Regions from separate parts of the Mus musculus genome. Here region 2 is linked to region 1. Evidence: chromatin contacts called from ENCODE Hi-C or POLR2A ChIA-PET data. All regions are on one chromosome and are shown on one strand. The core of a region is the stretch at or near the end of the contact, and the rest is flanking DNA. Distances in the headings are between cores, read along the strand shown.

Evidence for each region. A loop is a pair of places that touch in the nucleus more often than their neighbours do. ChIA-PET counts read pairs that join two places held with the same protein, here RNA polymerase II (POLR2A).
Region 2: a map of left cerebral cortex shows a loop between it and region 1 (2.6-fold over the local background). The contact joins the promoter of Lrrc58 here to the promoter of Fstl1 in region 1. A Hi-C loop is called at or near these places in 1 of 37 maps with a recorded cell type or tissue (left cerebral cortex). POLR2A ChIA-PET finds 5 or more read pairs at or near these places in 2 of 5 experiments (Patski and embryonic stem cell).

Annotation. Positions count from the first base shown.
Region 1 is chr16:37,774,942-37,779,021 of GRCm38, forward strand. Fstl1 (follistatin-like 1) reads left to right here and starts at 2,114. Exons shown (of 11, transcript NM_008047.5): 1 at 2,114-2,211; 2 at 2,353-2,409. The coding sequence starts at 2,353.
Region 2 is chr16:37,866,090-37,870,169 of GRCm38, forward strand. It overlaps Lrrc58 (leucine rich repeat containing 58), which reads left to right and starts at 2,311. Exons shown (of 4, transcript NM_177093.3): 1 at 2,311-2,891. The coding sequence starts at 2,407.

The DNA.
Region 1 (4,080 bases), core at 864-3,363:
TGGCCTCCTTGTAAGCAGGAGATATCTGTGAGAAACCGCTTAGGCTATGTTGACAGCCCTCCTATGGGAAAAGCACAGGAAGTTTTGAGGGCACACAATGGTGTTATTAGAGGACAGAAGCAAACCTTAGTACATCCAAGCTCATTTCTTCAAATCTAGCACAATGACAGGCAGGGTAGCCAATGGGGGGCATTTATGCTCTGTTCATCTTGATCCAACAAATAGGAAGGCATGTAACACCTGACTGCTGAGCTTCAAAGAATGCATCATTCTCTCTGTGTTCTATTTTCCTTTCTGTTGCTGTGATAAAAGACATCGACCAAAAGCAACTTAGGGGGAGTGTATTTCATCTCAGAGGTCACAGTCCATCACTGAGGAGAGTCACAGCAGAAAGATCCCCAAGTGGGAACCTGGAGCAGAAATCTGGGAGGGATGCTGCTTGCAGGCTTGCTTGCAGGCTCATGCATAGCTAGCTTTCTAGCCCAGGACCAGGTGCCTACAGAATGGCACCACCCACAGTGGGCTAGGTCCTCCAACATCAACTATCAAGTCAATGCCTCCACAGACATAGGCCCGTCTAATAGGCAATTCTTCTCTTAGCTTCAGGCTATGTCAACTCAACAATCAAAACTAACTAGCACACCCCTCTTAAGTATAGAGGGCAGTGACTATTTATTTATTTATTTTTATTCATTAATTTTGCTTTTTCATGCAGCTAATTTTTACACAAGCAGGTTTTCCAACTCTCCCTGTACCTATGGGGTGTGTTTGATTCTGGGGTTCAGCAGTAGCAAACCCATTGCAGCCCCTGCTGTTTTAAAGCCATGGCCAACATTCCAATATGACCCATAACAGAGTTTACATTTTTGTTTCCATCTGTGTAGCACTCGGGCTATCTCAGTGTGGAATTTAGGCATAATTTTGAAACCTTCAGCTGTAGGTATTCAGCAGACCTCGGTAGACGATAAACTAAGACAAGTTCAGAGCACACCATGATACCTGGTATGATGAGAGCATCGGGGTGTGTGGCAAAGAAGGTGAAGAGAAGACGAAAAGGTTCGGCCACGGGGTGAAATGGAGTGCTTACAAGGAAGGCAGAAAGGTTGGATTTGGTGTGGGAGAAGAAAGTGGATGAAGTATCTCAGTGAATGAAGATGTGACACGGTACTGTCTAAACCCCAGAGCGAAAGAACATGGCGGTTAGTTTTCAGTGCTGTCAAGAATGGGCTGAGCAGGTAGAAAGTGGGAGTCGGCAACCAGAGGTTGAAATGTGTCACACAGAGATTTATTTTTGACCGCCAGAGATAGGGAAGCCAGGGCAGGAAAGAGATTGGGGATCCACACTCTTATTATAGGGGCGGCACACCTTTGAAGACCTCTGGGGAAAGAAACACTGGTGGAGATCAAAGGCTCAAAGAGGGACTTTTCCAGAAATGGCCAAGGTGCTAACGGGAGATTGGTGAGATGGAGAGGGGTTAGAGTTCCTGGGTTGGAGGGAAGCATATAAAAATGCTGCAGAGCAGGGCACTTGCCCCCTCTCCCTAGTACACCCACAGTTGACCGCAAAGTAGCTTTCTGCTCACCAGCCCATCTTGGGCTCCTATGCCTGCTTCCTTCTTGGGCTGTAGTAATACCTTCACATCCTCTACTCTCCCTTTTCCCTTTCAACAAGGAAGGGTGGCTCTGGGATGCTTAGGTTCGAGTCCCAGCCCTGGCATGGATGCCCACTGTACTGTCCATCTGGTTGTCACTGCAGTCCTCAGCGAGTTCCTTCTGTTACCCACCCCCACCCACCCCCCCGCTGCCGCAGGCCAGCGCCCCTCCCGGGCGTGGGATTTCTGTGATTTCCCCCGCCTTTGTTTCAGGGTCCCCTGAGACACGGACACCCAGTGCCTTCTCTTGAGATATCTGAAGATTCTTGGTTGGGGTCTAGGAGAGGACGGGGATGCCTGCGGTGCATGGACGCTCCTGGGCTACTGGCGGGGGCCGGGAGGAGGGAGCGCAGCGGGAGCCGCGGGGGCAGCGCTGCAGAAGGGGAGGAGAATAGGGAGGAGCTGGGGGGCCGGAGGGCGGGGAAGGAGGGGTCTTAAGGGGCGGCGAGCCCAGGTCGGACTTCCTCGGAGCCTGGTGATAAGCGACGCTCCCACCTTCGCCTCTAACTCGCTGCCGCCACCCTGCCCAGTGTCCTCCGGAGTCCCGGACCCGAGCACGGTGAGCGCGGTGCAGAGGCCGGGCCGCTGCGGGCACCGAGGGTGCTGGGAGGAGGGGGATGAATCTGTGGGACCCGAAGAAGTTTCTAGGGTCTGAGCGGGGCCCAGCGCCTTCACTCTCACCCTCTTCTCTCTTCCGCAGATGTGGAAACGATGGCTGGCGCTCTCGCTGGTGACCATCGCCCTGGTCCACGGCGAGGTAGGTGACCGGTCTCTGGGGTTTGCGCCCCAGCGGTCGAGTGTGCACTCTAGGGATGCTCTCTGGGGGTGGGACTGAAGGTCCCCCAGCCTTACGATGGAGTGGGATTCTGGCACGCTAGGAGCAGAAATTCTACCTAACAAACTTAGATCTCAATTCTTGAAATAGTTTGGGCCAAAAGCTGGAGCCCCACCACGCCTAATATGGAGGGAGGCTGGGGAGTGGGGAGAGAGGACAGACTGGGTGGATAGGAGCAGAGGCGGCGGCCAGAGCAGCCGCAGAGTTCAAAAAGGCGCCTTGAGTTCTGTTCACTTCAGAGGAAACAGAATAGTTACGGACTTTTTCTTTCCAAGTCTTTCCTAGCCGGGGGGGGGGGGGGGGGGCACTTAAAAGTTTTTTTTTTTAACAGCAAAATGAAATTTCCTTTCTTCTTCATAGAGTGAATTGAGATTTCCTGAAATGCATTTTCTTCTTTGTAAAATGTCCTGGATTTTTGTTGTTGTCATTGTTATTATCTGGGCCCTATAAGAGTCTTTTATAATCCAAATTTCCCCTTAAACTCGGTTGAGCAAATGCAGGAATCTGCGGCTCTACCCTTTGGGGGCCTCTGGTTTCCAGCTAAAATATGTAGAGTCTCTCTCTCTCTCTCTCTCTCTCTCTCTCTCTCTCTCTCTCTCTCTTGTTTTCTTTTCAACTCCAGTGACCTTCCTGAGACACTACAAACAAACCAACAAACCCTATGGCACAAGCCCCTCCATTAACTCAAAGGTTTAGGGACAGAAAATAAACAATTCTAAATTCCCTGGGCTCCAGTCTCCAGAAAAGTGAGGTCAGAAACTAAACATTTGATAATTGTGGCAGGAAATGTGGAAAGAATTAAAACGCATGAGAGAGAAGAAATGGAATGCACATTACAAAAGAAATAGCTCCCTGGTGGGTGGTTTATAGCCCCTCAGAGTTTTTCTTTCACTTTACAGTTTAGCCCCACCCTTTGCATCACAGCTTGAGTCAATCCCAGAATTAATAAATGCACACAGTCTTCAGGACTTTAAACACACACACACACACACACACACACACACACACACACACACACGCACACACTGTACTGGTGTGTGTTCCTTTAATTCACTGTATCACTGATTGAGGTAGAAGCAGTCTATTTTTATTTCTAGAGAAATAAAAGCAGCAAGTATTTATTAGGTAGCTACTACTTGTATTAAGATTCTACTTTAATCATAGGGGAACTGAGTCAGGGAAGTTTGTGCAACTTACAAAATAAGTTATAGTAGTGAGGGCAAGATGCAAACCCAAGCCGTCTGGCTCCAGACTCCAGACAATTCATCACTACCTGGCCCGCTTACAAACATGAGGGCTTAGGATTTTACCAAGTGTTTTGTGTCTGCTCGGATCACTTCTAGCATTTCTTTTAAAGCCTCTCAGCCCTGTGAGTTGGGCTTTGTTAGTTCCGTTTTACAGAGCAGGGAACAAAGTTAAGGAAACTCATTAAATGGCCCGTGTTCAGATAACTGATTAGCTTTGGAAGTGGATCAGTATGTGACCCCCTCCCTCTACCTTTCAGATACGCCTTGAGCCCCGTTTGCCCCTCAGCCATTTTCTTTGAGTGGAGGAAATAGCCTCGGTTTTTAACTCTGGTTAAAGAATGCTCCT
Region 2 (4,080 bases), core at 1,061-3,560, 91 kb after region 1:
CCACGTGACTTATTACACTTGCATAAAAAGTAATTATAGCCGGGCGTGGTGGCGCACACCTTTAATCCCAGCACTAGGGAGGCAGAGGCAGGCGGATTTCTAAGTTCAAAGCCAGCCTGGTCTACAGAGTGAGTTCCAGGACAGCCAGGGCTACACAGAGAAACCCTGTCTCCAAAAACCACACATTAAAAAAAATTTAATTATAAACAAATCGTGCCTGCAGTGAATGGTAGGGAGTTGAATATAAGGGCATGCACTAAAAAATGAAAATGAAGAGCTTTTCTTTACATGGGAGCCCATTCTGGTTGAGGAGATACACTGTTTACGTTGATATTGATCGTTTTCTTGTTATAGCTTCAAAAATAATACCATGTTCAACTTTTACAAGACAGTTTCTGTTCGACGATCTGCTTCCATCTAGCCTAAATTCAACAAACAGATATCGATAGCACAAATCTTTATTAAAATAGGTCATACTACAGCTCTTCAAGCAGTAGACTCTAAATTTTGTCAGTTTGCCCATTTCTTTGCTACAGCTCCATTTTCTACCCTCTTTCCTTCACTGTTTATTTAAAAAGGAGTTTCTGCCCCACTTAGGACTTTCTGCATAGCTTCAGATTCTATTATTGAGATCATCTTTCCCCTACTACCTGATGTTTACACAGGCTAGCTCTTTTTCTCAATCATGTTTTGTTTTTTTCCCTCGTTTGACATTGCTACTGCTTGTTGTTTTACCAAGAGTACACATTTTTAAAGCATTAAGTATTCTTGATCACAGTAGGGCTTCTTCTAGAATATTAGGTTGATCTGAAATAAGGTCCATTTTAAAAAAGGAACTTCCAAATCAGATGTCTTCAAGACACTTGCAGATTTTATTTTATTTTTTAGACATGGTTTCTTTTTTTTTGTTACCCTGACAGTCCTAAAACTATGTAGATCAGGCTGGTACTCACAGAGACACTCCCACCTCTGCCTCCTGAATGTTGGGATTAAAAGCAGGTACTACTATGTCTGGCACATATTTTTTAAATTCCACTCATAGATTGTTTAAACTAACAAACATGACAACTCAATCATAAAGCTTAGCTGTGAAGTAGCATGAAGTCTCTCATCTGCACAACTGAGTAGATGAGGTTATGATTTTTAGGAAAAAAAGCAATTTAATCCCACTGGTTATCACATAACCTTTTAACTTTCTTGTATTTAAGCTCGGTAAGAAACTAAGCTTTTCTCTTATTTCCACTAATGACTTTAAAATTACAAAACGAAATCTCAGAAAAGATTGACATTGAAATGGGATCAGGATGAAAATAAATCTACTGGAATTAGTGAATTAGAGCTAGAGTCAAGACTTTCCCAGTTAAATTCTATCTAGTTCTCACTTGCAGAGTGCTTTGAACGCTTTCTCCATCTGAGCTCAGTGTAAGCTAGATCTAATAAAGGGGGCTCCTATATCCAACTCCCAAGCGCATTCCCATGCCCAAGGGACCAAAGCCCACAGGAGTGATTCTGTGATTGACGTGGACAAAGTTCTTATTGGACACACAATACTTTTACAATGGTGCTTTTTGTTGTTGTTTTGGGGTTTGTTTTTTTTCCAAACAAGGTTTCACTGTATAGCTGTGGCTGTCTTGGCTCGCTCGCGTTAGACAATGCTTTAAGAAACAACAGGCAATCAGGGAAGGGAAGGTCTTCAAGCATGCTTTCCAGCTGGGGCGACAGCCATCTCCGACTTTGGCTTTAGCTTCGAAGAGGCCTTTGTTCTTCACCGTGTAGCCCTGGCTAGCCTGGGCTATGTAGGTCAGGCGGGCCTCAGACTCAGTACGGCTGCCTCTGCATTTCAGAGCGGGGACGAGAGGCGTGGGGCCACCAAGCACGTTCTCCTGAAGACATTAAATTCTCAGGCTACGTCCCCGTCATGGCTACTCTCTCTGGATCCCGCAAAAATGGGGGGGCCCCGGCCTCAAGTGAGAACAAAGGAGGCGGCGCCCCGTGACGCGCAGGCCCCCGGGCGGGATCAACAGCCCCGGAGCTGTTTACTCTGGCGGCCAAGGCCACCACCGGGTGCCACACTATAAAGGGCGAGCTGCCCGCTCCGGGGAGCCTCAGGCCTCCGGCTCGCCCACCGAGCCCCGCGACGCCCGGGCGAGCACAGCTCCCTCACACGGTTCCCGGGAGCGCCAGGCCTCGGCTCCTGCGCAGCGGACGCCGCGCCGTGCGCCACGTGAGGCGGAGCCCGGCCCCCGGAGCGGCGCGCGCACCCGGCGCCGACCATCGCGTGACTCGGAGGGCGCGCGGGGGTGAGCGCCCGGGCCGTACCGGGCCGCGCCGCGCCACTTCCGACGCGGCGCTCGCTTTAGGTTCCGGGGCGCGCCGCCTCGGCTCGCGGGCCCGGGATCCGGCGGGATGGAGGAGGCCGCGCTCGGGGAGGCCGAACTCAACTGGTCCCGCCTCAGCGTGTCGGCCGAGGCGTTGGAGTCGGAGCTGGAGGCGCGCGCCGAGGAGCGGCGCGGCGCGCGCGAGGCTCTCCTGCGGCTGCTGCTGCCCTACAACCGCCTGACGTCGCTGCCGCGGGCGTTGGGCGGCGGCTTCCCGCACCTCCAGCTCCTGGACGTGAGCGGCAACTCGCTCACGGCGCTGGGGCCCGAGCTGCTGACGCTGAGCGGCCTGCGCACGCTGCTGGCCAGGAACAACCGGCTCGGCGGCCCGGGCTCGCTGCCCAAGGGCCTGGCCCAGTCGCCGCTCTGCCGCAGCCTCCAAGTGCTCAACCTCAGCGGCAACTGCTTCCAGGAGCTGCCCGCCTCGCTGCTGGAGCTGCGCGCCCTTCAGACCCTCAGCCTGGGCGGCAACCAGCTGCAGAGCATCCCCGCCGAGATCGAGAACTTGCGGAGGTGAGCGGCGGCGAGTCCCGGGGGTGGGGAGCGGGGCGGTGGCCCGAGCTCCGTGGCACCGGGTTGGAGGGGGAGGGGGACTAGGCGAGCCATTGTCACCCGTAGCGTCTGACCAAGGGTGGGTGGGTGGGTGGTAGCCTTTGGGTTGTGTTTGGCCTGCCGCAGGTCTTCGACGCCCCCCGCGCCCCCCAATGAACTCTGGAATTCATTGTGGAGACCATGCTAACCTCAAGCTCACAGAGCTCCGCCTGCCTCTACCTCCCAAATCTGGGGCTAAAAGACATGCGCCACTAAGCCGGACTTCGCCTTCTTTCTTGAGTCTAGACAGGGAGTCAAAAGGGCTCCCGTTAACAGAGGTTGGCGATTTCTTACTGGTTAAGTCTTCCGAGACTTTCCATGCGTTTGCATCAAAGTGGCATTTAACGTGGCGTAGGAGGTGCTGACCTACTTCCTTGGTTTTTATTTCCAGTTCCCCTCTTTTCCCGATACCCAAAGTACCATTTGTGGAGTCAGTGAGCCTTGCACACACACACACACCCAGAAAGGCAGCTTCACTAAATTGTGGGGTTGGGGTTGGGTACAAAAAAAAAAAACAAAAAAACCCAAAAACAACAACAACAAAAAAAAACCACGCTGCGCTTCCTTTGACCCTGAGGAACTATTCACATTTCAAAATTTTATCTTAGGAGTCTTTTCTGTAATTCTAAAAAAAAAAAAAAAAAAAAAAAAAAAAAAAAAAAAAACTGTTCCCAGGACAATTAGAGCCAAATTACTTCCTCTGTGTGTCACACATCATACCATTGTATCTGTGTTACTGTATGTTACTGAATGTGATTCCTTCTTTACAGGAACTGTCTGTCCTATCTCCTAGTGGCTTAGTCAGTAGTGTACTGGAGTGAGGAGGTGCAGAGAGGATAATAGAAGTGCTCTAATGTGCCCTGCAGGGGAGTCAAAGCAAAACAAGAAAGCATCTTCCACTTGTTAAATATTTTTCCTCTCTTTTAATTGGTTAGCCAAGATAAAAGAATGTGGAGCCAGAAAGAACCTTCGAGTTAACAGGGAAAACATTGACCCAGGAATAAGACTTTTTCTTCACATCTCACCCTTCTGCTGGTCACTTAGCACTTCCTGTTTGCCAAATGAGGCATCTGGACACAGTGTCCCTTAATTTGCTCCTCGATAGATGTTT